Linked DNA regions of Homo sapiens: regions 1, 2, 3, 4, 6 and 7 are each linked to region 5. Evidence: chromatin loops called from intact Hi-C (ENCODE). Cell type or tissue: heart left ventricle. All regions are shown on one strand.

Evidence for each region. A loop is a pair of places that touch in the nucleus more often than their neighbours do. Peaks named below come from ENCODE experiments on the same cell type or tissue, not always from the same donor. Only the 100,000 strongest peaks of a DNase experiment are listed, where the experiment ranks them.
Region 1: a loop joins it to region 5, with 2.2 times the contacts of the local background. A loop is called at or near these places in 24 of 110 quality-filtered maps.
Region 2: a loop joins it to region 5, with 5 times the contacts of the local background. A loop is called at or near these places in 98 of 110 quality-filtered maps.
Region 3: it touches region 5 in a loop (13-fold over the local background); 65 of 110 quality-filtered maps call a loop at or near these places.
Region 4: a loop joins it to region 5, with 2.5 times the contacts of the local background. A loop is called at or near these places in 22 of 110 quality-filtered maps.
Region 6: a loop joins it to region 5, with 18 times the contacts of the local background. A loop is called at or near these places in 102 of 110 quality-filtered maps.
Region 7: it touches region 5 in a loop (2.1-fold over the local background); 31 of 110 quality-filtered maps call a loop at or near these places.

What each region holds. Positions count from the first base shown.
Region 1 is chr1:85,092,672-85,096,671 of GRCh38, reverse strand. It overlaps DNAI3 (dynein axonemal intermediate chain 3), which reads right to left. Exons shown (of 23, transcript NM_145172.5): 9 at 3,024-3,214; 10 at 2,117-2,241; 11 at 652-741. Among named protein-coding and RNA genes, the nearest start is that of DNAI3, 32 kb to the right of the region's middle. In heart left ventricle, no CTCF peak of the experiment used is centred here; no DNase peak of the experiment used is centred here.
Region 2 is chr1:85,245,486-85,249,485 of GRCh38, reverse strand. LOC105378821 (a long non-coding RNA gene) reads right to left here. Exons shown (of 3, transcript XR_947548.3): 3 at 3,363-4,000. Among named protein-coding and RNA genes, the nearest start is that of C1orf52, 12 kb to the left of the region's middle. In heart left ventricle, no CTCF peak of the experiment used is centred here; no DNase peak of the experiment used is centred here.
Region 3 is chr1:85,025,884-85,029,883 of GRCh38, reverse strand. MCOLN3 (mucolipin TRP cation channel 3) reads left to right here. Exons shown (of 13, transcript NM_018298.11): 7 at 679-778; 8 at 3,600-3,712; 9 at 3,796-3,945. Among named protein-coding and RNA genes, the nearest start is that of MCOLN3, 21 kb to the left of the region's middle. RefSeq lists an enhancer at 1,976-2,285. In heart left ventricle, a CTCF peak has its summit at 1,980; no DNase peak of the experiment used is centred here.
Region 4 is chr1:85,107,174-85,111,173 of GRCh38, reverse strand. It overlaps DNAI3 (dynein axonemal intermediate chain 3), which reads right to left. Exons shown (of 23, transcript NM_145172.5): 15 at 2,997-3,141; 16 at 1,039-1,126. Among named protein-coding and RNA genes, the nearest start is that of MIR4423, 25 kb to the left of the region's middle. In heart left ventricle, a CTCF peak has its summit at 1,593; a DNase peak (open chromatin) is centred at 1,565.
Region 5 is chr1:84,943,083-84,947,082 of GRCh38, reverse strand. It overlaps MCOLN2 (mucolipin TRP cation channel 2), which reads left to right. Exons shown (of 14, transcript NM_153259.4): 7 at 1-50. Among named protein-coding and RNA genes, the nearest start is that of LPAR3, 52 kb to the right of the region's middle. RefSeq lists an enhancer at 1,823-2,117. In heart left ventricle, a CTCF peak has its summit at 1,980 (motif pointing left); DNase peaks (open chromatin) are centred at 1,922 and 2,242; H3K4me3 peaks cover 948 bases; H3K27ac peaks cover 191 bases.
Region 6 is chr1:85,253,402-85,257,401 of GRCh38, reverse strand. The region is part of intron 2 of C1orf52 (chromosome 1 open reading frame 52); the gene reads left to right. Among named protein-coding and RNA genes, the nearest start is that of C1orf52, 4.3 kb to the left of the region's middle. In heart left ventricle, a CTCF peak has its summit at 2,444; no DNase peak of the experiment used is centred here.
Region 7 is chr1:85,076,636-85,080,635 of GRCh38, reverse strand. All of the region lies in intron 3 of DNAI3 (dynein axonemal intermediate chain 3), which reads right to left. Among named protein-coding and RNA genes, the nearest start is that of DNAI3, 16 kb to the right of the region's middle. In heart left ventricle, a CTCF peak has its summit at 1,508 (motif pointing right); no DNase peak of the experiment used is centred here.

The DNA of each region.
Region 1 (4,000 bases), 150 kb before region 5:
ATTTAAACCTTGACCATAAAACAGCTTTATGATTGTTTTGCTTCACTAGAGAAACAGGATATTGGAGGATAGGATCTAAATTTGATATTAGATAACTTAAAAAGAAGATAAAAGCAAACGGTATTGAGATACATATATATATATATAATCTTTATATATAATCTTTATATATAATCTTTATATATATATATAATCTATCTATATATATATATACACACATATATCTGCCTATAAATTCAGTGATGTGTGTATGCTTTCTAGTGAATTTCTGTTTAAGTTCTGGATCATCCCCTAACTCCTACTCCCAAGGAAATTTCAGAAGAGGCCTTTTTTTCCAAGAGGTAGTAATGCTTGTAGCTTTTGTTCTTCCATGGAATCTTATACAATATGTGGTTCAGTCCCAGCAACACAAATAGATTTCACCCAATTCTGTTTCAGTTTTGAAGCTGGGTTACCCCGTGAACACCTCAGGAGCTGATACCGTGTGTAACACGTCTCTATACCCTGCTTCCTGGTGTGGTGTCTGGCACACAATTGGCATGCCTTCCTTCTGCTGAATTGAATCCTTAAGTCCAAGGAACTGCCAAGTCAAAACTTATTACCAAAGGTTGTCTACATTAATACATAGCTGAAAAAAATTCTGTTAAGTACCTGCCCATTGATACAGCCTCCAGCAATGATATTAGGATCACTCGGACAGAACTTGAAGCAGAAGATGTCATCTGGGCTCTCCAGCATTAACTAAAGTAAACCCAGCAAATTCATGAAAGAATGAGAAAAGAGATTAAGATCATGGCGAGAAAATAATATTAAGACAGTTAAAAGTCTAATTTTATAGCTATCTATAAGCAAGGTGCGTAGAGAGTCTATTCTCAGAGTTCTGCCTCTGGACTAAAAGCTGCTTTTGCTTAATTTTATTGTGCACATTGGCCATACGAGTGACAGTGAGTATGTTCTCAAGGGGACCCAGGTATTCCCCAACCCACCCCTCAGTGGAAACAAATTGTAGTTATTTTGGGAGCATGTTACAATGTTTATAACAAAAAGACTATGAAATTAGTGTTCCTGAAAACCATGGAAGGGAAGCTCTGTGAGGACAGGATCTGTGTCTGTTTTGTTGCTTGCTGAATACTGAGCCAGGCACTCCTGGAGTGGAGAGGAGATCTACAGGGTAGAAAGGTTAGAAAACTCTAGTGAGAGAGTGGCTCTGTTTTTGTGGCTGACAAGAAAGGGCTAGAGATCTTTCAATTTGATCTCTGGGTCTATAATCATTAAAGTATCTAGAATCTATTACAGTAAAACTACCTTAATTCAAATGAATTGGGGAAAGGAAGAAGGGGAGGCTAGGGTTTTTTAGGGAAAGTCTTAATTATGAATACTTTTTAGAAACAAAATATTATTATATTTAAAACATTGAAATAACTTAATCTAACACTATACACCACCCACCCACTAGGCAGATCTCTTATTGAGCAGACCATGAAAACTAGAACCCTGTGTAGCAAACCCAGCCTTCAGCCTCATTTTATTTGAATTGCTATGTGTTTTGGTTGGTTTGAGTGGGGTTTTTGTGTGTTTTGGCTTGGTTTTAGTTGAGCTATTTAAAATTGGGCGATTTCATACAAAATTCCAAATTTCTCAATTCTCTTGACAATGGGACCACCTGGCAACAAGAGGGCAGCCAGCCTAGAGATGGATAATGCACTCTCCAAGGCCGCAGTCCCTACCACTCCCCAGTGCTCTCCCACACATTCACCTTTATTTATTACCCAGTGATCCTTGGAATTGAGGAAACTCATGTGAAACTAAAATCTATTTGCATTTGACCAATTAGTATTCAAGTAAAGTCCATAAAAGAGTTTGTTTTAAAAATAGTTTAAACATTCCTCTTACAATCTTTGAAAAAAATAGCATGTTGATTTGTTCAATAAACAAATTGTAAACTTTAGTTTTGCTCAAATTGAATGATGACAAGTTCTGCATTGAAGAAAGCCTAACTTTATAAATGTTTACAACATTACATGATTATAAAGTACTTTGCAATAAAAACTGCTAAAGGTATACATGAAAGTAGTATTTGAAAATTTAGGCTATGTAGGCAACTCTCCCTAATTACCTGAGGATGTATAGGATCAGAGAAGCTCCAGAAAAGAATCAGTGATGGCTGCAGCAATAATTTACCAGAAAAGTGAACTCTGTCTTCAAAAGAAAGTCGCACGGCTACCGACACAGCTATTAGCCCTGATGGAAACACATGTAGAAATTAAAGTTGGCAGCAACTATACATGGAGAGATGTCTCTAGCTTTTGCTTTTCTACACAGCCACTCTTCATTTACACTTTGTCCACAGGAGAGCAAGAGTTTTCTTAGAGCTCTGCTGGCTAATGTGGTTGCCACTAGTTACATGCTACTTATTTAGCACTTGAAATCTGGCTGGTCCAAACTGACATGTACTGTTAGTATAAAATATACAGGGGACTCAGAAGATTTTGGAAGAAAAGAAAATCTTGTTTTGTTTCTTTTTTGTGAGAAAAGGGCCAGTGTAGGGTGAAAGGAGGAAGAAAGAGGACAAATACCTCTCTCTTTCCATGTTTCCATCTTTGCACATCCCTACCTACCTCCCTTGGCTGCTGAGCTCTTTAAAGGAGGCACATTTCCTCTCTTGTCTAGTAATCAGAAAGGCAGTGTTAGGAGGAAGAAATTTAGCCTTGGGAGAGCAACAGGCCCAAGCCCAACCCAGACTCTGCCTTATGCCATCTGGGTGACCTGGGCGAGTCACTTCCCTGAGTTGAGCTTGGGTCCTTTTGTTGTGAAACAGAGATAATGACAGGTGTGTATCCTACAGGGTTGTTGGGAGGACACATGACAGTGAGGGCGTGGAAAGCACATGGCAGGTACCTAGTGAGTACAGAGCAAATGGAAGGTGTCTTATTGACATTGAACTAGTTTGCAATTTTACATATGAAAGCAACAGACAATTTCAATGTTATCACAAAAGGGAATCCCCATCATTTCCATCTCACCATAGATAGTTGGATGCCATGAGACACAGGTAATCATTTTCTCCGTTGGGCTATGAAGGTCGGTAAAGGACTGGTACTCTTTCAGGTGGGTATCGGTCTTGTCCCCAAAGGTGCCTTCTTCTTCTGCGAGGTATTTCCAGTCATCAATAAATGTGTTCATGATTTCATTTTGCTGCAGGGCTATTTCAACACTAATTTGTAAAAATAAAAAAAGCAATTAAGATATTGGTTTTTAGTATCCAATAATGTGACTATCTTAGCAACTCCTCCTCCTTCATTTATACTGAACAAAAAATAATAATTCTCAATTATATTTGGTGATAATGATTAACCTCATGTGAAATAAATGACTTAAGAGAAAAAAACATCATGGTGGCATGTTACTCAGAACCTCGAGCAACTTCATGATCTGCCTCAGTTTCCAAGCCAAGGCTGTACTCTCTCCAGGCCAATGCCTGAGCATGCAGCTGCAGGGATGGCTGGGCCTGGCCAGTCCTCCTTGTGCAGCACTCCCACAGCAGGCATCTTTGCTCTGGAGCTCCTGCTGAGTAGGCTGAGAATTTGTCTGATGCTCTACCTTCCCGGTCCTGTCTCCTCCTCCTTTATTTTTCACAGTGTAATCCTCAGTAAACGTCTGCCTCTAACTTGATGTCATTTGCTTCCTGGAAAGCCCCAACTGTCACAAATGGCAGTTTTCTTAGGCATATTCTGTACTAAATGATCACTTATCCTTAACAGGATAGCCCCAATACATATGTAATTCAAAACAACAAATAAGAGATTCTGAACAAGGGAAGAATTGGAGTTTAGAAGTGTGTGTGTGTGTGTGTGTGTGTGTGTGTGTGTGTGTGTGTAGTTTTAGTTGTCACAATGCCTGGGAGGTGCTACTGTGTTTAATTCCATTACCAAACCTCCTGCAATGCATGAGACAGTCCCCAAAATGAAAAATTATCCTGCTAAAAATACTAACATTGCTC
Region 2 (4,000 bases), 300 kb before region 5:
GGCATTCAGTTTTATAAGGGAAGCAGAGCTTGAAAGTTCAGAAAATTTGCAGTCTGACAATGCCATAGAAAAGAAAATCCCATTTTCTGAGAAGAAATTTAACCTGGCTGCAGAAATTTGCTTAAGTAATGAAGAGCCAAATGTTAATCCCCAAGACAACGGGGAAAATGTCTCCAGGGCAGGTTAGAGGTCTTCACAGCAGCCCCTCCCATCACAGGCCCAGAGGCCTAGGAGGAAAAAGTGGTTTTGTGGGCTGGACCCAGGATTCCTGTGCTGTGTGCAGCCTAGGGACTTGGTGCCCTGTATCCCAGCCACTCCAGCCATGGCTGAAAGGAGCCAACGTAGAGCTCAGGCCATGGCTTCGGAGCATGCAAGCCCCAAGCCTTGGCAGCTTCCATGTGGTGTTGAGCCTGCAGGTACACAGAAGTCAAGAATTGGGCTTTGGGAACCTCTGCCTAGATTTCAGAAGATGTATGGAAACAACTGGATTCCCAGGCAGAAGTTTGTTGCAGGGATGGGGACCCTCATGGAGAACCTCTGCTAGGGCAGTGCAGAAGGGAAATGTGGGGTTGAAACCCCCAGAGTCCCTGCTGTGGCACCACCTAGTGGAGCTGTAAGAAAAGGGCCACCATCCTCCAGACCCCAGAATGGTAGATCTACTTACAGCTTGCACCATGCGCCTGAAAAAGTCACTGACAGTGCCAGCCCATGAAGGCAGTGGGGATGGAGGCTGTACCCTGCAAAGCCACAGCGGCAGAGCTTCCCAAGACCATGGGAACCCACCTCTTGCATTAGCATGACCCAGATGAGAGACATGGAGTCAAAGGAGATCATTTTGGAGCTTCAAGATTTGACTGCCTTGCTGGATTTCAGACCTGCATGGGGCCTGTAGCCCCTTTGTTTTGGTCAGTTCTCCCATTTGGAATGGCTGTATTTACCCAATGCCTTTACCCCCATTGTATCTAGGAAGTAACTAACTTGCTTTTGGTTTTACAGGCTCACAGGCAGAAGGGACTTGCCTTGTCTCAGATGAGACATGGGACTGTGGACTTTTGGGTTAATGCTGAAGTGAGTTAAGACTTTGGGGGACTATTGGGAAGACATGACTGGTTTTGAAATGTGAGGACCTGAGATTTGGGAGGGGCTGGGGTGGAATGATATGGTTTGGCTGTGTCCCCACCCAAATCTCATCTTGAATTGTAACTCCCACAATTCCCAGATGTCATGGGAGGAACCCATTGGGAGGTGACTGAATTATGAGGGCAGATCTTTCCCGTGCTGTTCTCATGCTAGTGAATGGGTCTCATGAGACCTGATGATTTTAAAAATGGGAGTTGCCCTGCACAAGCTCTTTTTGCCTGCTGCCATCCAGGTAAGATGTGACTTGCTCTTTCTTGCCTTATGCCATGATTGTGAGGCTTCCCCAGCCACATGGAAGTGTATGCCCAATTCAACCTCTTTCTTTTGTAAATTGCCCAGTTTTGGGTACGTCTTTATCAGCAGCATGAAAATGGACTAATACAGACCTCATCTCTACAAAAAAATTTAAAAATTAGCCAGGCGTGGTGGTGCACGATAGTAGTCCTAGCTATTGGGAAAGGCTGAAGCAGGAGGATCACTTGAGCCCAGGAGTTAAAGGCTGCAGTGAGCTATGATGCACCACTGTACCCTGGCATGGGTGACAGAGCAAGATCCCATCTCTAAAAAAAAGAAATAAACCATATCAGGCATGAATGGCTTTTTGTACAGGGTAATTTGAGAAAATAACTAAGCATATGTGGGCCATGTTTTAAAATTTGAAGTGTAAATAGCTTCATAGAGTTTTATGGGAAACATTCTAACTGGAATCAGAAAAATATTACTGATTCAACTGCTTTGGCCAAAAAAAATTACTGAGAAAATTGGCAATGCGTTTTCACCATTAAAACACTAAGATCTGGACTCAGTTGTAAACTTGCAACTTTCTAATCTTAAAATTTAATGCTGTGTAGTGCTTTTGAATTCACAAAGTTTAGTCACATAATATTTTAGTTTCCAAAAATCCAATTAGGTAGGTTTCATCATTTTCAAATTGTGGAATGGAAAATAGGCCTAGTGAGCTGACATAGTGTACCCATGGATGTACAGTGTGTTAGCTTCAGAGAAGAGAGGGATGGAGAAACTGGTAGTGCTTAGTTGGATATAATAGCTGAGCATGAGGCTTTCTTTTATTGCTAATTATATTTTTAAATTTAAAATATGAATGGATTAATGCAGGTTTGAACATAATCTACATTTAAAATATGTCACACAAGTTAGGTACAAAGCTCTACCAGAGACATTTGAAACCTCTAAGTATTTTTACAGGTCTATATAATCCGAATAAATGCAGCAACTCAATTTGATTAAGTCAAAAACTGACTAATCTGAATTCATAACTGGACTTTAAAACATGGGTGGTATTTTGGAATTTTAGAATTTTTATCCATACTGTACTGCTTCCCTATGTCACCCCTCCATTTCATAATAGTACAGAAGTTTCACATATTCCTACAAAATCGTGTTAAAATTCCCAGCAAATGTTTTGGAATTTGCATTACATTCTAAAGTTTTCTCTCTTCATCTTCCTCCACATAGATAATTTTTCCAATTTTTTGAAGCATTGCCTTTCAATGAAAAGAGAGTGTGGGGAGATACCAAGAGGCATTTGTGTGTTCTGTCCACAGACAAGGGACTTTTTGCCTGTTTTGTTCATTGACTAGAACAATGCCTGGCACATAGTAGGCACTCAATATGACTGCTAAATGTTGCAAGTAAGCTGAATTCCTCACCCCTGGCTTAGGGTTGATTCTCATTTGTCTTGGTATAATGCTATCCCCCCATCCAGAGGCTTGTGTTTTCAGTTATATGGGCCAATATGTCTTATTAACAATGTAAACAAGTTTGAATTGGGTTTTCTGTCATTTTTCCACTAAAACCATCAATTAGTGCAAAACTGATTTACTCTTTTGGTTTCTTCCAGGGCTCCATGCTATTCTGGTTCTATTTTCTCTGGTTCCTTCTCTTCCAACTGCCCCTGGTTGCCAGTGTAGTCTACATTGTTATTCTTCTCATTCTCTACCCTTGTTCTTGAAGATTTCAACCAAGTTCATGGCTACTACAATCAGTAACACTTTGATGATCCCCTATACTGTATGGCTTGCCAGAGTGCTCTTATAAAGCCTAGATTTGTGTATCCAATTGTACATCTCCACTTGGTTCTTAAAGGTCCCTCCCATACTGTATGTCCAAACACATTGTGTCAAAGGTCACACCATGTACCACATTTTGTTTCTGATTAATGGCATCACCATAAACCCAGAAACCTGCTCTACCTCACTTCCTATCACATAGGTTTGGTCAGTAAATCCTGTGGTTTCTACTCCCTCATTCCCATGTGCCTCTATTTTTTCTCTCTCTTTTTTAAAATCTTTGCTTTTGGATGGAGGCAGCATATGTCACATGCCTCTTAATCTAGCTCTAATGAATCATTTACAATTCCCCAGATATGCTATTTAGTTTCGTGGTTCTGTGCCTTCACTCACACCATTTGCTTGACTTGGCCCTTTTTTGTCTTCCTTGTGAACTCCGTATTTTCTCCAAGAACCAGTTGAAATATTCCCTCTTTAATGCACTTTGTTTTATTTATCTCCATATCCACCTCTACATTGCTTTCCCTCATACTGGGCACAAAATGAATAGCCAACATTTATTGAATGCTTGCTATGTGCCAGGCATTTTTCTACATGCTTTACATGTATTGAGTCATTTAGTTTGATGAGGTAGGTGCTATTACTAACCCTACTTTTCAGGGGAGAGAACTGGTACAGAGAGGTTATGTAATTTGTTCAAGGCACTGGAGCTGGGAAACCCAGGCATTCTGGCTCCGGGGCCAGTACATTAAGCTGGAGGAGGGAGGAATGACTGCATTAACCATTAGATTGGCTTAGTTCTTTGTGTGTGTTTGATTCAAAGAATGTCT
Region 3 (4,000 bases), 83 kb before region 5:
TTGATTTTCTTGCCTTGCCTTCCCTGTCCTTGCATAAGGAAGACAGTAGGAAAACTATGGAAGGTGTTCTGGCCTAGCTTTGTCCTGCTTGGCCCCTGGTGTCCTGAAGTGGTTATTCTTGAAGCAAGATGTGACTGTTGACTCCCTGTCACCAAACCCTTTATAATACATGTAGTGCCAACGTGACTAAGAAATCTAGGCCCAGAATAAAAATCAAAAAAGCTCCACTTGAAATGTCTCAAAGCAGAAATAATGAGCCTTTGTATTAGTAAGAATTATAGCAGCACTAAAAATCTACCCCTAACTGAGGTCCTGCCGGAATTTGGGAGAAAGCACAGTTGTACCAGTTCTTGCTCACATGAAGAAGGTATCTGGAGGTACTTAGAACAGAGAGCAAGAGGAAGTGCTCTTGTTATATAAGTTCTTTGGAGTGGAAATGCTGCCCTAGACATATAATGTTTTAGAGACTACAGGGTCTCTGTAGAAGATCTAGTTCATCGTTCTCATTTCACAGAGAAATGAAGAGAACTTCCCATGGTTGAACAGAATTAGCAACAGATCAGAGTTGAGAATCTGGGTCTCCTGTCCCCTTGAAAGAATTGTTTCCTAATTAATGTGTAGAGGTTTCTTGGCTCCAAAACTATAAGTATGTTTTTGACTGTTTTCCTGTCTTCACAGATAACATTTGACAACAAGGCCCATAGTGGAAGAATTAAAATAAGTTTAGATAATGACATTTCCATCAGAGAATGTAAAGACTGGCATGTATCTGGATCAAGTAAGTGATGCGCATTACTAGTTTTCAGAATGGTTATTAAATAATGTAAAATGGTTATTAAAATAGCACCCTCTGGATATCTAGAACAACAAATAGAAGATTAGACCATTTTCAAGTCCCTAAACCTCTACAAGTAGATCAACTCTGATGTTTCAGGCAATATGTGAGTCATGAATAACTGAAATGGCCTTCCTCTCCTTGTGCCCTCACTTGCCCACTCCTGACCAAGAATGTACTCACAGTCCCCCGCCACCAAAACCCTACATACATCTTCCCAGACCAACACTTACCGAGTGCATGCTGTGTACCTACTTCCACCTTAGTTTTCTTCATTTTAATATTTTTAAATGCCCTTAAGATAGGGAGAATCCTTATTTTTACAGATGAAGAAACTAAGGCTCAGAAGCCAGGGGCAAGTCAGGTAGGATGTGACCCTGCAGCATCCCACATATTATGATTGTCTTCAGTCCATTTAAAAGTGTACTGAAAGAGGAAAGGATCTACTCTTAGAAATATGGACAAAAATTCAGGTGTAGACCAAATACTGTCAAGAATTTTGGAGCTGAACTGGAGAGAATTGCCTGGAAAGAATTTATCTAATTTTCTAGTCTCTCATAAGTGACATAATGGTACATCGTACTGGACTTAATGGTCGCTAGATGAGGAGTTCTCAGATTCTAATCAGCAGAAGAATCATCCTGGGTACCTGCTATGATGCAGTTTCCCCAGCTCTATGCAAGCCAGTAGGTCTGGGGTGGGGCCTAGAAATGTGTAAATAGTCCTTACTCAGACTATACTTGGATAATCACAGTTCTAAAGTTTCTTACTAATTGATTTGCCAAGTTCAGACGTAATAATGAGATAGAGTAAATAAAATGAAATTTTGCCATGATAGTATTTTTTTCACTAATAGGTAACTTCAAATATATGAGGCTCTTGAGTCACATTTGAAACATAAGCCTGTTTTGTCATCTGTATACTTTATAATCATTCTCCACAAACACCAGAATGAGGAAAATGACAGCATACACAAGTGTCTGGCACCTAGGCATTCTCTCAAATGTTTGTTTCTTAATTTGTAAGTTTCTCTAAAGTCAATTTAGACATTTATGTAGTAATTATGCTCCTTGGCAGATACTAATGGGATGCTTCATCACAGAGCTAGTTTTAAGTACTTTCTTTTTTTTGTCAGCAGAGAGCAGTCTAACTTGTTAAATAGAGACAAGCTCTGTGGCAGTGTACAATGGCTGACACCTCTGCCCACCTCTCTCCATTGGCTCCACGCATGGTGGCCAGGACTTCGCACTTTCGATTCTCCAAAATCTCCATAAGGGTGGCTCTTTCTTATCACTCAGGTTTCAGCTAAAACCCCCTGCTCCCTCAGTGAGGCCTTCCTTTACTATGCAATATAAATCAACCTCTCTGCTTCCACATTGCCCGACACTAACCTCCCTCATATAGAGCAGTAGGTCTCAAACTTTAGCATCACCTGGAGGGCTTGCAGAAACCCAGTTTCTGATTCAGTGGGTCTGGAGTAGGACCTGAGAATGTGCATCTCTAACAAGCTCCCAAAAAATGCCAAGAACCACTGACATAGAGTGATGGACACTGGAAACAAACTGCACAGATTTTCCCCCAGCTCTTTCACTGACTAGCCCTGCAACTGTGGGGAAATCATGTGACCTCTCTGTGCTTCAGGTTTCTCGCCTGCAAAGTGGGGATAATCATGCTTACCTCATTGGAGTTGCTGTGAAGATCAAATAGGTTAACACATATAAAGTGTTTAGAGCTATGTTTGGCAAGAAATGTGCTCAATACATGTTAGCTATTGTGATTTATCTTCTTTCTATTACTTACTCCTATCTGAAAGTATTTTGTTATGTGTTTGTTTACTTCTTTGTAGTAGAATAGAAGTTCCACAGATCAAGGGCCTTGTCTATCTTGTTCACCACTGTATCCTAACATCTAGAAAAATGCCTGACACATAGTGAATGCATAATAAATATTTTATACCTAGATAAGTACATTTTAATAGAATATGCAGGGAGATGGGCCTGGGCATGGTGGCTCATGTCTGTAATCTCAGCACTTTGGGAGGCTGAGGTGAGAGGATCACTTGAGACCAGGAGTTCAAGACCAACCATGGCAACAAAGTGAAACCCTGTCTCTACAAAAAAATTAAAAATTAGCCCGGTATGGTGGCATACCTATAGTTCCAGCTACGAGGGAGGCTGAGGAAAAAAAAAAAGAATATGCAGGGAGGTAATTGTATTAAGAACAAAAGACTACAGGCTTATAATTAAAGATCTTGGAATGATAGTTGTGGTGATTTTTCTTTTTTTTTTTTTTGAGATGGAGTCTCGCTCTGTCACCCAGCCTGGAGTACAGTGGCATGATCTTGGCTCACTGCAAACTCCACCTTCCAGGTCCACGCCATTCTGCTGCCTCAGCCTCCCAAGTAGCTGGGACTACAGGCGCTCACCACCATGCCCGGCTAATTTTTTTGTATTTTTAGTAGAGACAGGGTTTCACCGCATTGGCCAGGATGGTCTTGATCTCCTGACCTTGTGATCCGCCTGCCTCGGCCTCCCAAAGTGCTGGGATTACAGGCATGAGCCACCACACCCAGCCTCAGTTGTGGTGATTTTTTAAAAGAAAGACTTTTGCCCTTCTTCAAATACTAATTGGAAGACCGTTTATCAGGGCTTCTTTGTTGTCTTACCAGAAAGAATGCTTGAATTATTTAAATGATTCTAAAAAGAAGATGTCACCATATTAATGTCCCACTACATAAGCACTATGTAATCCTCTTTGCTTTCAGTTCAGAAGAACACTCATTACATGATGATCTTTGATGCCTTTGTCATTCTGACTTGCTTGGTTTCATTAATCCTCTGCATTAGATCTGTGATTAGAGGACTTCAGCTTCAGCAGGTAGGGAACGTTGCTTTCTAGGAATGCTACTGACATTTTGATTGACAGAGACATTCACTGTGCCTCCCCTCTTTTCCCTAAAGGAGTTTGTCAATTTTTTCCTCCTCCATTATAAGAAGGAAGTTTCTGTTTCTGATCAAATGGAATTTGTCAATGGATGGTACATTATGATTATTATTAGTGACATATTGACAATCATTGGATCAATTCTAAAAATGGAAATCCAAGCTAAGGTAATTTTTTTCCTAATCATGCTATTGTTAGTGTCAGATTTGCACTAATGGTAAT
Region 4 (4,000 bases), 160 kb before region 5:
AAGCTGGGTATTAGGTATGTGTTTTTCTTAGATATTCTATCATTTAACATTGAAAAATTCATAAATGGAAATCCTTTTGATAAGGCGAATGTTTGGGAAATATTTCAATTGCTAGTTATTCTCGAACATTTTCATTATGCATTGCTCTCCAGGTGGGATATTCATGCATACCTTTATCTTAATAGTTTTGACAGCTTATATGTGCCCCCTTCAATTATTTCAGCAAAGATGTGTGGGTTGAGTTGAGATAGATTTAAAAGTCAGTTTTCTTTCTTTATTCAGTTTTATCTTGGTGCCATATAAATATTATTTTTAAAAATTATATTCTAATTGAGAATGGTAATTTGTTTCTTGATACTTCATAACTTATTTTACTAGACTTCAGATGTGTTCCATCCTATAGCATTATTCTTTGAGCATGTAACATTCATTAAGTGGGCTTCATTTTATTTTAATGTAATGAGTTTTTGAAGACACATAAATGTGCTCAATAAATATTTTGAGAAGCTGAAATGAACTGAATCTTTTTTGTGTATAGGCAATTTTAATGCGTTGGCAATAGCTATTATTGCCATTATAAAGTTCCACATTGGAGGGTTTGATTTTCTGTATTCTTTTTACAAATTAGACTATCCTAGTGAGTAACTCACGTTAGTCATAATCAGCTACTAACACTCAAATTAGTAAATGTATTTATTTATTTATTTATTTATTTATTTATTTGAGATGGAGTCTCGCTCTGTTGCCCGGACTGGAGTACAGTGGCACGATCTCGGCTCACTGCAAGCTCTGCCTCCCGGGTTCACGCCATTCTCCTGCCTCAGCCTCCGGGATAGCTGGGACTACAGGCGCCCGCCACTAAGCCCGGCTAATTTTTTGTAGTTTTAGTAGAGACGGGGTTTCACCGTGTTAGCCAGGATGATCTCGATCTGCTGACCTCGTGATCCGCCCGCCTCAGCCTCCCGAAGTGCTGGGATTACAGGCGTGAGCCACCGCGCCCGGCCTTTTTTTTTTTTTTAAATAAGCAAAGGCAGTTACCTTGTGTTTTGCAAAGAAGATGGTCTTCATTCAGGCTTATCTTGGTTGGACAGTGGTCTAAACTTGTTTCACCCTTGGACAGCCTTACCTTTTGGGAGAACATATAGCAAAGATTATTTCCACATATCCTGAAATTATCCTTGGGTAATTTATTCTTGCCTTTCCCTTCTGCTCCCATATTGAAGGAAACCCACCTCCTTTTTTTTCTTCCTTCCCTTTCCTCCCTCAAATTTCTAGTTTCTTTCCTCCATGGAAAGCACCTAAACCACATTTCTAAACCCAGCTACAGAAAGGAGCTTGTCTGAGGACACATTTCCACATCCCAAATTCTCATGTGTCATTTTCTTTCTGAAAAATGCCTTGTATTGTATTCCATAATACATCCTTAAGAGTTTTAATATAAAATAATTACTTGTTACCCTGTTCCCTAAATCATTCAGTTAAATGAGACCCCAGAAAGTTGTGCAGGGACCTTGCATCTGCTTGGCCACCTCCAAGTCCTCTCAGGAACACATGCACTGGAGTTCCAGAAGGCCCTGGGCCTGCACTGCATCCTGGTGGCTGGAAAGAGAAACTGTCACACTTCACAGTTTTCCCTCACAGCTCCCTCAGCCCTTTCTCCTTCAGGATGTTTGTCCACATGCTATGCAATTATTCTTAGATGAGTTTGGGGTTGTTTGTTTGAACTATTCATAGCTCAGTAGATCCTACCCCCAGTCCCCCAAATTTATAATCTTCTCTTTCCAATTATTTCCCAGTTATCTCAGCAATATTCTTATTCCTCCATGTTCTCTCTTCCATTGGGAGCAAATACAAAATAATATAATTCTTGTGATATTTATAAATCAGAAGAAAAGTATTAAGTTAAACTTAAAACTAGACATTCTAAAGAAAGAGAGCCATCAAGTTTGAAGTCCATTTATATTTTCCACACATATCTTGTCCATAGCCATATTTTTCTCAAATTAAAACTGCTTTTCTTCAAGCTCTGCTATGTGAGATAAATACAAACAACTTCTCATTCAGTTAATTTTCAGTTCTGTTTGGTCATAGGTATTATCAAGCTTTCCGTGGTCTAATATCCCAAAAAACGTACAGAAGGAACAATACCAGTTCCTTCTATTGATAGGCAAAATTTTGATAGGCAGAATTTTGGCTACAGTAGGGAGGAAAATTAGCTTTTCTGGACTAACTTGAGCACCAACCAATTTTCAGGCAACTGACATGCTATTGGATAATTATTACACACACCATTTGGAAATTGTGGCTTGTTTATACATGAAATATCAATCTTGAATTCATGATGATTTTGATTTCTACCTGGATCTAAAGAGGCATCAAAATAACTTGTAAGGGGGAAGGAAAGAAGGGAGGCAAAGGTTGAAAAACCACCTATTGGGTACTATGTTCACTACCTGGGTGATGGGTTCAGCAGAAGCCCAAACCCCAAAATTATACAATATAACCATGGGACAAACCTGCACATGTACCCCCTGAATCCAAAAATAATAATTAAAAAATAATGAGAGCTTGAAGCTCTCCCAGGAACTCTGAAACTTATCATTGTTATTGGCACAGTTAGAATGACTGAAATGTTTTTCTGCTCCCTTTTTCTGTATATTGCAAACATCAGCTACATCAGCAACCATATACTTCTTCATTGTCAGCTTTCCAAAGTAAATCTGTGTAAATCATACACAGTGTATGTGTGTATTACACAGATTACACAAAGTAAATCTGTGTAAATATATACAATAACATGTATCAATTAAAAATAAAATAAAACTAAAAATCCTCCCAATCAAGGAATTTATTGGTTGAATAAACACAAATTGTACAGTCTTGTGTTAATCTGAGCTGCTCTACTTTTAGAGAGTGTGTGTATATGTATGTCTATGCATGCAAAGTAAATAGTGTATTATGCAAGCAGGATGGACTAAAAACCCCACATTACTTACCTTAGTGAGAGGTTTCCAGGAGAGATCCAGATGCAAAAAAGTAGATGGTACATCAAAAGGAATTTCAATACTTTCCTCCTTCTTTTTCTCTGTTGTTTGGGGGGTTAAAGGTTTCTGTGGTCTAATATCCCAAAAACATATTGTGCTAAAAAAAATTTATATATATTTTTTATTAAGTACAAACAAGAGGTGCAGCCTCAGGACTACCATTAATGCTGCTACATATTAGCATTGTGACCATGGCTATATTTTAATGTATCTGAAACTAAGATTTTTATGAAACAAGACAGCTTTGTACTTTATATTTTAGAGAATTAAACTGTTTATTGAGTTAACAGCCTCCCTCATCTTGGGACTAATAACATATGAGAATTGAGTTTGATGCAATCTTTTAAAAATGTAAGTTTTATTTAGATATAAATCATATACTACAACATTCATCCAATTAAAGTGTATAACTCAATGGTTTTCAATATAGTCACAGAGTTGGGAAGCCATCACCACAATCAATTTTAGAAGATTTTCATCACACTCTCCCACCTCACCAAAAAACCTCATGCAGATTAGCAGTTGCTTCCTATTAGCAGTTTTTCCCAAGCCATCCCACCAGCCCTAGACAACTACTGATCTGCTTCTTAGCTCTATAGATTTTACTATGCTGGACATTTAATAAAATGAATCATATATGGTCTTTTGTAACTGCCATTTTTCTCTTAGCATGTTTTTAAGGCTCATTTGTGTTGTGGCTGGCACGTATCAGGACTTCGTTACTCCTTACTGATGAATATTCCATTGTGTGGGTATACTACATTTTATGTATCCACTCATCAGTACATTTGATAAATAAATTTGAATTCTGCACCTCCCCACCACAGCTTTTTCACTATTATAAATGCTGCCAGTGAACATTTGTATATGTTTGCATTTCTCTTGGGTGTATCTAGGACTGGAATTGCTGGGTTAAATGGTAACTCTGTGTTTAATCTTTTGAGGAACTGCCAGAT
Region 5 (4,000 bases):
CAGTGATGCCAAAATTGAAGAATGTAAAGACTTGAACATATTTGGATCTAGTAAGTATGCTATATACTTGCCCATGGGAATTATAGATGATTTTTAACACTTTATTTTGTGGCTTGGGGTATTTAAATGGTTTGTTTGCATGATAATAGGAAGAAAACCGCCTCGAGCATTAGATCCTGTAAAGAATATCCCAAAGCCTTGTATTTTTGTTTAATTCAGCAAATGTTTATTATATGCCTCTTAGAAGAGGTAGCATGACTCAGTGGTTAGGAGCTTAGCTCTGGAGCCAGATTGCCTGGGTTTCGGTCCCAGTTCTGTTTACTGTGCCTGTGATCTTGTACAAGTTACTTAACCTGTCTGTCTCAGTATCTTTCTATGTAAAATGAGAGTAATAGTATAGGTTGAACATCCCAAATCGGAAAAATCTGAAATCAAAATGCTCTAAAATTTGAAACATTTGAGCACTGACATGACCAAAGCTCAAAGGAAATGCTTATTGGAGCATTTTGGATTCTGAATTTTTGGATTTCGGATGCTCAACCTGTAAGTATAATGCAAGTATTCCAAAATCAAAAGAAATCTGAAATACTTTTGGTCCCAAATCATTCTGGATAGGGCATACTCAGCCTAAACTTACCTTCCAGGATATTGAATATTAAATGAATTAGTATATAAAGCAAAGCACTGAACACAAGAGTTGGCACATATTAATTGCTAGGCATTATGGGAAAAGGAAGAAAATGCCTTAGTGAGAGAGACTGACGTGCTTATAAAATCTGTGATGTGTTATGGAGAGAAATAAGGGTATACATACAAAAAGTATGAGGAGAAAAAAAGCAAAGGTAATAAGTTTGAGTGGGGCAGAGTAGGAAAAGAAATGATTCTTGGAGAAGGTATGCTTTGATCTGAGCCTTGGACAGTGGGGAAGGATCAGGGCCTTCAGAGCCCAGACAGCAACCGCTGCAAATGCTGAGTCATTTACTCAGTCATTGCTCAAAAAACATCTCTTAATCCACATGTTTAAAATGGGCTACTGCTGAGCACAGTGGCTCACACCTGTAATCCCAGCACTTTGGGAGGCCTACGCGGGTGGATCACTTGATGTCAGGAGTTCAAGATCAGCCTGGTCAACATGACAAAACCGCGTCTCTACTAAAAACACAAAAATTAGCCGGGCATGGTGGCACATGCACCTGTAATCCCAGCTACTTGGGAGGCTGAGGCAGGAGAATTGCTTGAACCTGAGAGGCAGAGGCTGCAGTGAACCGAGATCATGCCACTGCACTCCAGCCTGGGCAACAGAGTGAGACTTTGTCTCAAAAATAAGTAAAATAAATAAAAAAATTAAAATAAAATAAAATATCATGGGCTACCTATGGAACCTGTTCTGTTTGCTCAGTAAAGAATTAGGATGATGTTAATGATGGATGCTCAGTGTTTTTTATTTTGCAGATTTTGTTTAAATGACTTTCCTTTTGACCAGGTTATCAGAATGAAATAAAATGTAAAATACCTGTGGCTTCTGTTTTATATTTGTTTTAAAGTATATTTGATTTGTGGCCTGCTGCTTTTCAGATGTATAATATGTCCTGACGATTGAAGTTTTGGTTTCAATAATTTCACTGACTGACTTAAGCCACCGATTATAGTTTCAGTTTCTGTTAAAAAGTGGTTACTATTCCCCAGCATACACCACTCTCTTACAGATACGCAGAGATCAGGGGCATATTTTCTAAGTCCAAGTATAGGTTGCCAATTTTCTGTGAAAAGAAACTAACCTTTGTCAAATATGTGATTTGGAATATCATTATAAAGATCAAAATGATGGAAATTTCCAAGCTAGTCAGTCAAATGCATTTCCAGAACAGTGAGTTTTTCCTTCCGCCTGCTGCCCTCCTTGCAACGTTAGGGGTTTTCCTTGCTTGTGCTCAGAAGAGAGTATCTCTAGCCCCCTCCTGTGGCCAATGAGGAGAAACACAAGCCTCCTAGACCACTGGGTAAAAGCTCTTTTAAGATTTACATATTCTCCTAGAGCTGTGTCTTAAGAAACCAGGTTCTATCACTAGGAGAATGTGAATTTAAAATAAGATGATGTGATGTGAAAGCCTTAAAAAACTTATGTTTGGAAACCATCTTAGGAAATGGACTTTTTCCCCTATATGAAGCTGTCTGGTGGATTGAGATTGCCTTGGCTTTGGGGGAAGTGGGCAAGGACAAGGGCGACATCTGGTGGGACACTTACACTATTTCTAACAGTTCAGAGGCTCATTCACACCCACACGCTTACCCCCAGGCTCCTCTCTCCTTTGTCATTACCCATATTGAAGCAAATGCAGGTGAATGTCCATTTTCACATACAAACCTCATGCTGCCTTTTGTGACTCCGAAGTCCCCTCTCTAAATGTGCCATGTCTTCATTTAACTTGGTTTCATAAATATAGGAATTTGGAGATGAGGGGCTTGGGGAGGAATTGGGGGACTCCTTCTTGGCGGGATTCCCCAGTGATGGGTGATATAGATGTTTTTTTTCTTTCTTTCTTTCTTTCTTTTTGAGACAGAGTCTCGCTCTGTCTCCCAGGCTGGAGTGCAGTGGCACGATCTTGCTCACTGCAACCTCCACCTCCTGGGTTCAAGCAATTCTTCTGCCTTAGCCTCTCAAGTAGCTGGGACTACAAGCACACCCCACCACGCCCGACTATTTTTTGTATTTTTAGTAGAGACAGAGTTTCATCATATTGGCCAGGCTGGTCTTGAACTCCTGACCTCATGATCTGCCCGCCTCGGCCTCCCAAAGTGCTGGGATTACAGGCGTGAGCCACCGCGCCTGGCCAAGATGTTCATAAAATACATATTTTTAGCATACCATAGAACTAGTCTTCTCAGTAATTCAAAGAAAAACAGAATCCTATACTGGATTCTGTTAGGAGGACTGGTTTCTGTTTCTAAGCCTGCTTGTTTTCCCATCTGTAAACAAGGTCCAATGCAAACTGTCTTAGAGATTTGTGTTCTAGTTTTATGTCAGAAAGGAAGGTACTAGATGCTGTCCTTGCATTTCATAAGATTTTCAGTCTTATCTTCCCAAGAGCTGCCTCTGTTTCCTCTGCCCCATTCCATGGATCCAAGGGGAAAAAAAATCTTGCATTATGATAGAGCTAAGTTGTTTTCTTACCTACCCATTAGATGATACCTCAAGATAACTTTCTTGAGTGTAAATGGCTAAGGGTAAATGTAAGTGCTAGGCACTGGGCACTACTGTAACAAGCACTTCACACAGACTGTTCCACCTGATTCTCATGGCAGCCTCAGGAACCAGTACGCTTGCCCTCCCCATTTTGTAGGTGGGACATCTGAAGCTTAGTAAGATGAAATCATTTGCTCAGAGAGTTGCATTTACCAGCTGGCTGTCTCTGCTCGCCACCCATTGTAGGAGCTGCTTTGCCCTCAGACACTCATGCCAGTGTCACCCACATCTTTGCATTACTAAGTCCATAGACACTCTGGCATTTCTCTTCAATGCTGTCTCTGCAGAGGTGTTGCTGTGGAAGACTCTGACCGCAGTCTGTTCTCTGAGGGTCGCCTGTCCCTGGTTCTGTTTGCTTCTCCTCTGGCCTTTCTGCTCCATCCCATTCCTGAGCTCATCTCCTTTTCTAATTCTCAAACATTGCTCCCCATCCCCGACGCTGTCCTTCCCAGTGGTCTCTCTGAGGGGCCGTCACTCCCATGGCTTTAACTGCCACTGAATAGTCTTCTCTTGTCATGAATATCCAGAGTAAACTCAGTTTGCCCAAGACAGGGAACCAGGAATCATTCTTGGTTGTCCTTCTTCCTTATTCCCCAAGTCCAGTTAGAGACCAGGCCATGACTCTCTCCATCTCTTACGATTCTGTGCCCTCTTTCACTCTGCCGCAACTTAGCTCAGACCAACATAAGTTCTAACTTAGATTATTCAGTGGTCTTATGTTCTGCTTGATTCTCTTCATTAATTTGAAAGTATACTGAA
Region 6 (4,000 bases), 310 kb before region 5:
TCTTTAGTGTTCTTTCTTATCTCTGGCTAGTAAACTAATTCATCCTTCAAAATCCAAATCAAAAGAAGAAATCTCAGGTATCACCTCTAATAATTATTTGCTCCTTTGTACCTTGTTTATGCTAATGCTGTTGATTGCCCTCATCACTTGTATGTGATTTTTTTAAAAGTCTGTCTGCTTTATGATGAGTTCCTCAAACAGCAGGATTTGAAGTGTTTGTATCGAGTACATTGTAAGTATTCAGTAATTGTTGAATTGAACTAATGTTTTGGACCATTATTTTTAAGAAAGTATGCCATTTTTGTTAAACAGATTTCTGATCTTCCCACAATACAAGGGCTACTTAGCCCGTTTTTAACAGTCATGCAGGGAGTGATGTTTTGTTTTAAGAGAAAGGAGAACTGATTGGCAGTTCTTTCTTTAATTTTGATTCTACCTAGCTTTTCCATTACTTTTGCTGACTTCTAATATGTATTAGTCACTAATGAAGGAGCATCTTCAGTAAGTAGCATCTTTTTGCAGACCTTAAATGATGTAAACATTTATAATATCTCATATTGTACAATCTTTTTGTTTTCTTTTCTTTTTTTTTTTTTTTTTTTTGAGGCGGAGTCTCGGTCAGTCGCCCAGGCTGGAGTGCAGTGGCGCCATCTCGGCTCACTGCAAGCTCCGCCTCCCGGGTTCACGCCATTCTCCCGCCTCAGCCTCCCAAGCAGCTGGGACTGCAGGTGCCTGCCATCACACCCAGCTAATTTTTTGTATTTTTAGTAGAGACGGGGTTTCACCGTGTTAGCCAGGATGGTCTGGATCTCCTGACCTCGTGATCTGCCCGCCTTGGCCTCCCAAAGTGCTGGGATTACAGGCGTGAGCCACCGTGCCCGGCCATTCCTTTTCATAATTAGTAAAAATATATTTGCTTAAATAATCTTTATTACAACACCTTGTGAAATAAGATAGAGAAATGTGGAAATGATAGCTTACATAACTTGTCCAAGGTCACAAACTAGAAAATGCCAAATTCTAAAATAGGCACTTTCACACAGTTTTCTAATTTATTACTCCGAGCAACCTGATACAGAAGTGCTACATGACTCATTATTACTGTTTTACAGATGATAAAACAATCTGAGATTAGGGACTTTACCCAAATTCATTCACGCAGCTAAAGAAGAGACAGAGTAGTAGGCATTCAAATCCAGACCTTTAAATAGAAATTATGCCTTATTAAACTGGGATTTGGTCTCCTGATGAATAGCCATTTCTCAACAGTGAGATATAGCTATTCTTCTGTAGGGCGAATGGCAGTAAAGATACTAGGGTTGATACTCAAACTAGATTTCCATAGGCTGGTGCTCTCACATCTTTGTAGTTATATGGAAAAAACCAGGATTATACACCAGGGCAAGCAAGCAAGAAAGAATTATCTTTTTCTAGCTTAGCTTTTGAGTTAAGTTAGAAGGAGTTCCAAATATGTGGCAGGTAACACTGCTATTCACATAGATAATTTCTGTCTTTTTGATCACATGATGGTCCTTTATTGGAAAACAAATACAGGCAAAATCAAATAACAGACCCATTTTTTAGAAGTGATTTTCAGATTCCTATAAAATCAATTATGTCATAATTTTTTAGCCTTTCTTTTTCATTCATAAAATATATATCAGAAACTCTACACTCTTACCCAGATTTTAGATTAGCAAGTGACTTTTTTATTTTGCTTCCCCATTCTGCCCTTTGGCCTTTTATTGCCGGTTAACGTCTTCCAGTTACTTTAGAGGAAGGGCTGGGAAAGGTTCAGAACTCATCATTGGGTCTTGCTGCTTATCAGCCCTTCGGGTTTTTTTTTTTTTTTGAGATGGAGTCTCGCTCTGTCGCCCAGGCTGGAGTGCAGTGGTGTGATCTCGGCTCACTGCAACCTCCGCCTCCCGGGTTCAAGCGATTCTCCTGCCTCAGCCTGCCAAGTAGCTGGGACTACAGGCACACGCCACCACGCCCAGCTAATTTTTGTATTTTTAGTGGAGATGGGGTTTCAGCATGTTGGCCAGGGTGGTCTCGATCTCCTGACCTCGTGATCCGCCCGCTTCAGCCTCCCAAAGTGCTGGGATTACAGGTGTGAGCCACCGCACCCTGCCACTTCTGGTTTTAGTGGTTGTAAAATGTAGGTAAGCAAAGCTTAGTTATTAGTTGTAGCTTTATTGACATGTATAATAATTAATTGTAAAAGCATAATTAATATAGTGATTTTTAGTTTACACTTTTTAGAATTTAGAAAGTTTGTCTATTGATAAGTTAAACTTACTTGAGTGATTTGAGTTCCATAATAAAAAAATTGTTTCCTTACCAGTACATCTATACTATATGAGACCGAGTAAAAAAGCTCAGTAAAATTGATAAATGAACATTGCTCAGATTTTTTCCTACTCTAGTTTATAAAGCAATGCCTTGTCATGACACTAGATGGCATAGCACTTCTGCTCAAATCACTGATAGCCAGTTACTTTTTAACTTCAGTAGTTTGTGGTTTTGTTATTCAGTTAATTTACTTGTAATAAGTGGCAAATTAAAAGCAAAAATATCTCAGTATCATCTAAATGTATGCTAATGCATAGTGAATATTATAGTAAACTTAGTACTTTCCATTTTTATATTATCACTACTGAAAATCTCAAAAGAGGAGCTTAGTGATAATTAACTCGTTAAAAAGCAAAAGGTGCCGGGTGCGGTGGCTCACGCCTGTAATCCCAGCACTTTGGGAGGCCGAGGTGGGTGGATCACGAGGTCAGGAGATAGAGACCATCCTGGTTAACACCGTGAAACCCCGTCTCTACTAAAAATACAAAAAATTAGCTGGGTGTGATGGCAGGCACCTGTAGTCCCAGCTGCTTGGGAGGCTGAGGCAGGAGAATGGCGTGAACCTGGGAGGTGGAGATTACAATGAGCTGAGATGGTGCCACTGCACTCCATCCTGGGCAACAGAGCAAGACTCCATCTCAAAAAAAAAAAAAAGCAAAACGTTTGGCTTGTTTTGGTGGTATACCATGTTATTTGGTTTGTGGAGCCAGTGTTTTTGTATGAACATGATGAACTACTGATTAAAACTTTGATTTGTAAATTCCTGGGGTGAGTTGATCTGAATTGTATTTTATTCCACTGCCTACATAAATCCATAGTGCTCTGTGAAGCATATGAATAACATCACCGTGCTGTGCTTGAAGGGGAGTGAAGATGAATGGTATTGATTGTTATCTGCATCAATAAATGAGATATTCTGATTATGGTACAGTCAGCAGAAGGGAATTGAAGGCTTAAGATTTTAATATTTCCTTCAAGGAATTTATGATTTGATGTCAGTAGTTCCTCACATTTTTTAATAATGAAGGCTCCTTTCAATATCAAGATATTTTATAGATCTCCACATGATAACCTGTTGAACTTTTTGAGTATCTGTTGATCAAGAAAATAAAGTCAAAAGCTACAATTAATTAGTAATGTGCTCAAAATAAATTTGTATTTTATAAATCATAACATCTTTTCCATGTTACTCTGTCTATATGGAGTTCTTAATACCACACATTTGCTTAGGGAGATGGAATTAGCAACTAGTCTGTGCTACCCTGTATTTTTTTTTTAACCATGTAGTTGGATTTTTTAAAATACAATAAAAGAGTTCACTTTTCCAGGTTTGACAACATTTTTATGAATTGGAAATTTTCTGTGGCTACAGATACTATTAACATTTTGGAAAGGTGTAAAGAACATTGTTTTAATGTAAGGCTCTTCTCTAACCTCCCTCCCCTCTCCAAATTCTCCATAATATGAAGTAGGAAGATATGTATTTTTCTGTTGCCATTAAAATGTTCTGGCCATCGTGGGAGTGGGGATGGGGAGGGCGGGGATGGGAATTAGAACTTACTAGAATAAAATTCCAAATAGAGGTTTGGGGAAACCTACTTGTGAGTGCTTTTTAACCTCAAAATAAGGATTTGGGGTGGGTGGAGAA
Region 7 (4,000 bases), 130 kb before region 5:
CTAAAACACCCCAACCTCACCCTCTCCCCTGCTGCTCTCTCTTACCAGGTGACTGGCTTTTTATTTCACAGAGAAAACAGGGTCTGAATAGCACAGAATCCTGCCAGGTCCTGCAGCCCTGCCCACCTGCTAATCAAAATGGGCACCACCTTTCTGCCCTTATGCACTCAGAGGACCTGCCCTCCTCAGCCACCAGCATCCATTCAACTATTCCTTTCCTTTCAGCTTTTCTTTCTTCCATGCTGCTTTCCCTCAGCATGCAGATTTGCTCAATGGTCTCTCATTTTAAAGAAACCTTCCCTTAAAGCTGGGCGCGGTGGCTGACACCTGCTCGAGGCAGGCGGATCACGAGGTCAGGAGATCGAGACCATCCTGGCTAATACAGTGAAACCCCATCTCTACTAAAAATACAAAAAATTAGCCAGGCATGGTGGCACGCGCCTGTAGTCCCAGCTACTCGGGAGGCTGAGGCAGGAGAATGGTGTTAACCTGGGAGGTGGAGGTTGCAGTGAGCAGAGATCACACCACTGCACCCCAGCCTGGACAACAGAGGGAGACTCTGTCTCAAAAAAAAAAAAAAAAAAAAAAAGAAAAAGAAAAAGAAAAGAAACTTTCCCTTGAGCCTATATAGGGATCTCTGCTCTTTAGGGCTTCTCTTTTTCACAGTCAAACTTACTGTTACTCAATTCCTCACATTTTTCAAATAGTGGCTTCTCAGTTGGTTGTATTAATAAACCCTTGGACACAGGAAAGTGGGTAGGGAATCCCTTTCCTCCCATCTGGCTGCCAGTCCCAGTATTGCTCTCAGGAGAGAGGAGAGGTTCAAGAGGCTTCCATCCCTGGTCTTCCCATCCCTTCTTTGCGCCTCAGGCCAGTCCTCAGCAGCAGCATGCCCTGGGAGGGTGGACGCTAGAGGACAAAGGAGAATTTTGCCTGCTGCCCTCCCCTCTCTCAAGCCTTCTTCCTGTTTTTTTATCCTTCATATCACTATCATCAGCCACAACAGTCTCAGCTCTGCATCTGTCCCCAGGACTCTCTCCCCAACTCCCAGGGTCCACTCCCATCTCCTCTAGCACCCACGCCCCTGGATGTCAGGCCATCCTCCCTCCAACTTCTCAATAGATGTGCCAGCAAGGGGGAAAGTGTATGTGGCCTCTCATGTTGGAATTTTGAGCTTATTTTCCAATAGAAATATTTTCCCCCACCCCAGGGGCTCTATGATACAATAATTCAGGTAATTTGGAGGTTTTAAATAACTGTATGCATAACACTGATTATATGCAGAAGCATATTTCAAACTGCAGTCAGTTGGCATAACATTGGGAATTCAAGTTGTTCATGAGTGAAGGACAAATTATACACTTTTATCTCCCTCAAAAGACTAACCATAACACCTGGCACTTATAAGATGCTCAATAAGTAACTGTTGACTTGATTCGAATCAAGTACTCCTCTGCAAACAGACTGCATTTGTAGTGTTGAATGGGTAACAAAAGTTCTGTAGTTTTGTCTGAGAAAACCACTAGGTGGGACTGTGAGACTCACACTGTGCTAGTGCCGAAAAGAAGGCAGCTGTCCCTAATAAAACAGAGGCATTCAGAAGACCAGAAAGCTTTTTATCATCCTTGACACTGGAAAGACAGCATCAAAGATTGTTTTCTATGTTATCTGCCCCTACTAAACACACACTTCGAATTCTACTGGCTTGATATTTTTCACACACAAAAAATGATCCTTTCACACTAATTGGACTTTTTCAAGGCAACTCTAATATAGGATCTAACATTCCTTTATCTAGAAGTCAGTAAAACTAGTGGACTGTTTCTGCTTCGAGTTGGCAAACAGTGATAACTGCAGATAACTGGCAGCCAACAGATCACACAAAACTGCTATAGTCCAGTACCATCATGCTCCATTGCCATGAGAACTAAACTAACCAGGGCAAGGCCTGATGCTTCTGGCCACCCCAAAGGGTCACCAGCCAAATACTGTAAAACAACTGCTATTGGGTAGGCTTTGAGGCACACACTGAGAACAGCACCATAGGCTACAGCAATGAGGCCACTGTGATCAGCAATGAGATGGGCTCCCTGGAGCCTCCAGCAGAGTGGGAGGCTGGTTGCTCCAAGGAGTGTAAAACAAGTGTTGGTGCAGAGGAGGAGGCCTTCAGGGCCTTCTGAAGCTGACTGAAGTCAGGAGTGCCAATCACAAGGACAATGTCTGCGAGGGCACTTCCATGGTGCACCTACTGCTCCAGGCACAGTTTTAAGCACTTTATGTGTATTATTAACTCATTTAGTCTTCACAACAACATTCAGAGGTGGTTACTATATTTGTCTCCATTTTTTAGCTGAGAAAACTGAGGACCACAGAGTTCAATAACATGTCCAAGGTCAGCCTCTGGAAGTTGAAAGTGGTGGTACTGGGATCAAAACCAAGATCCCTGAACTCAACTATGCTATGCTTTCTCTCTAATGAGTGGACACAGAAGATCCATGGAGAGGGTCCTGCTTCTCTACACATAGACAAGGAGGGAACAGAGATGATGTTCCATAGGATCCAGTGAATGGCAGTTATTCACCTAGCAGGAACCAAAGGCAGACTCAAGCTCTACACAATTCATGCCTCAGAATCTTACTATGTGCACACAATAGAAGGCTATGCAATATAAATCATAGGTTACACATATATTATCCTACATAATGAGCGTTGTTTAAAACAACTCTCATACATTTCAATTGTACATTCTTTTTTTTTTTTAACATTTTGGTTGCTATCTAGTTTTTTAAAAACAGCTTTGCTGAGTTATAATTGACAAACGATAAACTGCATACAATATGTACAAGTTGATAAATATATGCACATACCCCATGAAGCCATTACCACAATCAAGATAAAGTACATACCCATAAGACCCAAATGTTTCCTCCTGCCCCTGCCTTCCAATACACCTCCTTCATCCCTAAGTAACCCCAAGTAACCACTAAGCTGTTTTCTTGTCACTATAGATTAGTTTGCTTTTTTCTGGAATATTTATAAATGTACTCTTTTTGTTTATCTTCTTAGCATAACTATTTTGAGATTCATTCATATTGTTGAACGTAGCAATGGTTCATTCCATTGCTGGCAAGTATTCCATAAAAGAAAAAAATCTTTAAGATTTTAAAAAAGAAAATCTTAAGAAAGCTTTAAGATTTCTTGGGATTTTGGCTGTGGGTGTCATATCTGGGAAATCTTTGCCAACTCCAAGGTCACAAAGATTTTCTCCTGTTTTCTTCTAGAAGTTTTAGAATATTTGGTTTTACCTTTAGGTCTATGATTCCTTTTGAGTTAATTTTTGTGTATGGTGTGAGGTATGGATTGAGTTCACTTTCTTACTTACAGCTATCTAACTGTTCCAGCATCATTTGTTGAAAAGACTATCCCTTCTCCACTGAATTATCTTTGCATCTTTGATGAAAATCAATTGACCATGCACATGTGGTCTATTTTTGGACTCTATTCTCATGCATTGATCTACTTATCTGTCTTTATAGTATCTTTTTATAGTAAAAAGAGTTAACATGAACCTACTTTGTGACAGCCCTATGTAAGGAAATGTGCATGTACTACTAATTTAATTTCCACATCAGTCTTATGAGGTAGATAGTCTATCTTGCTTTTCAGATGAAGAAGCAGAGGCTCAGGAAGGTGAAGTCATCTGTGGCCACACAGTCACTAAATGACTTTAAGTCATAAGTTTATGACTTAAACCAGGTCTGCCTAATTCCAAAGCCTGTGCTATTAACCACTTCTGGCAAACAGAATAATGTCCCCCTAATATGTTCATGTCCTAATTCCTGAAACTTGTTAATATGGTTTTGCTGTGTCCCCACCCAAATCTCATCTTGAATAACTCCCATGTGTAGTGGGAGGTAATTGAATCATGGGGGCAGGTCTTTCCCGTGCTGTTCTCATGATAGTGAATAAGTCTCATGAGACCTGATGGTTTTATAAAGGG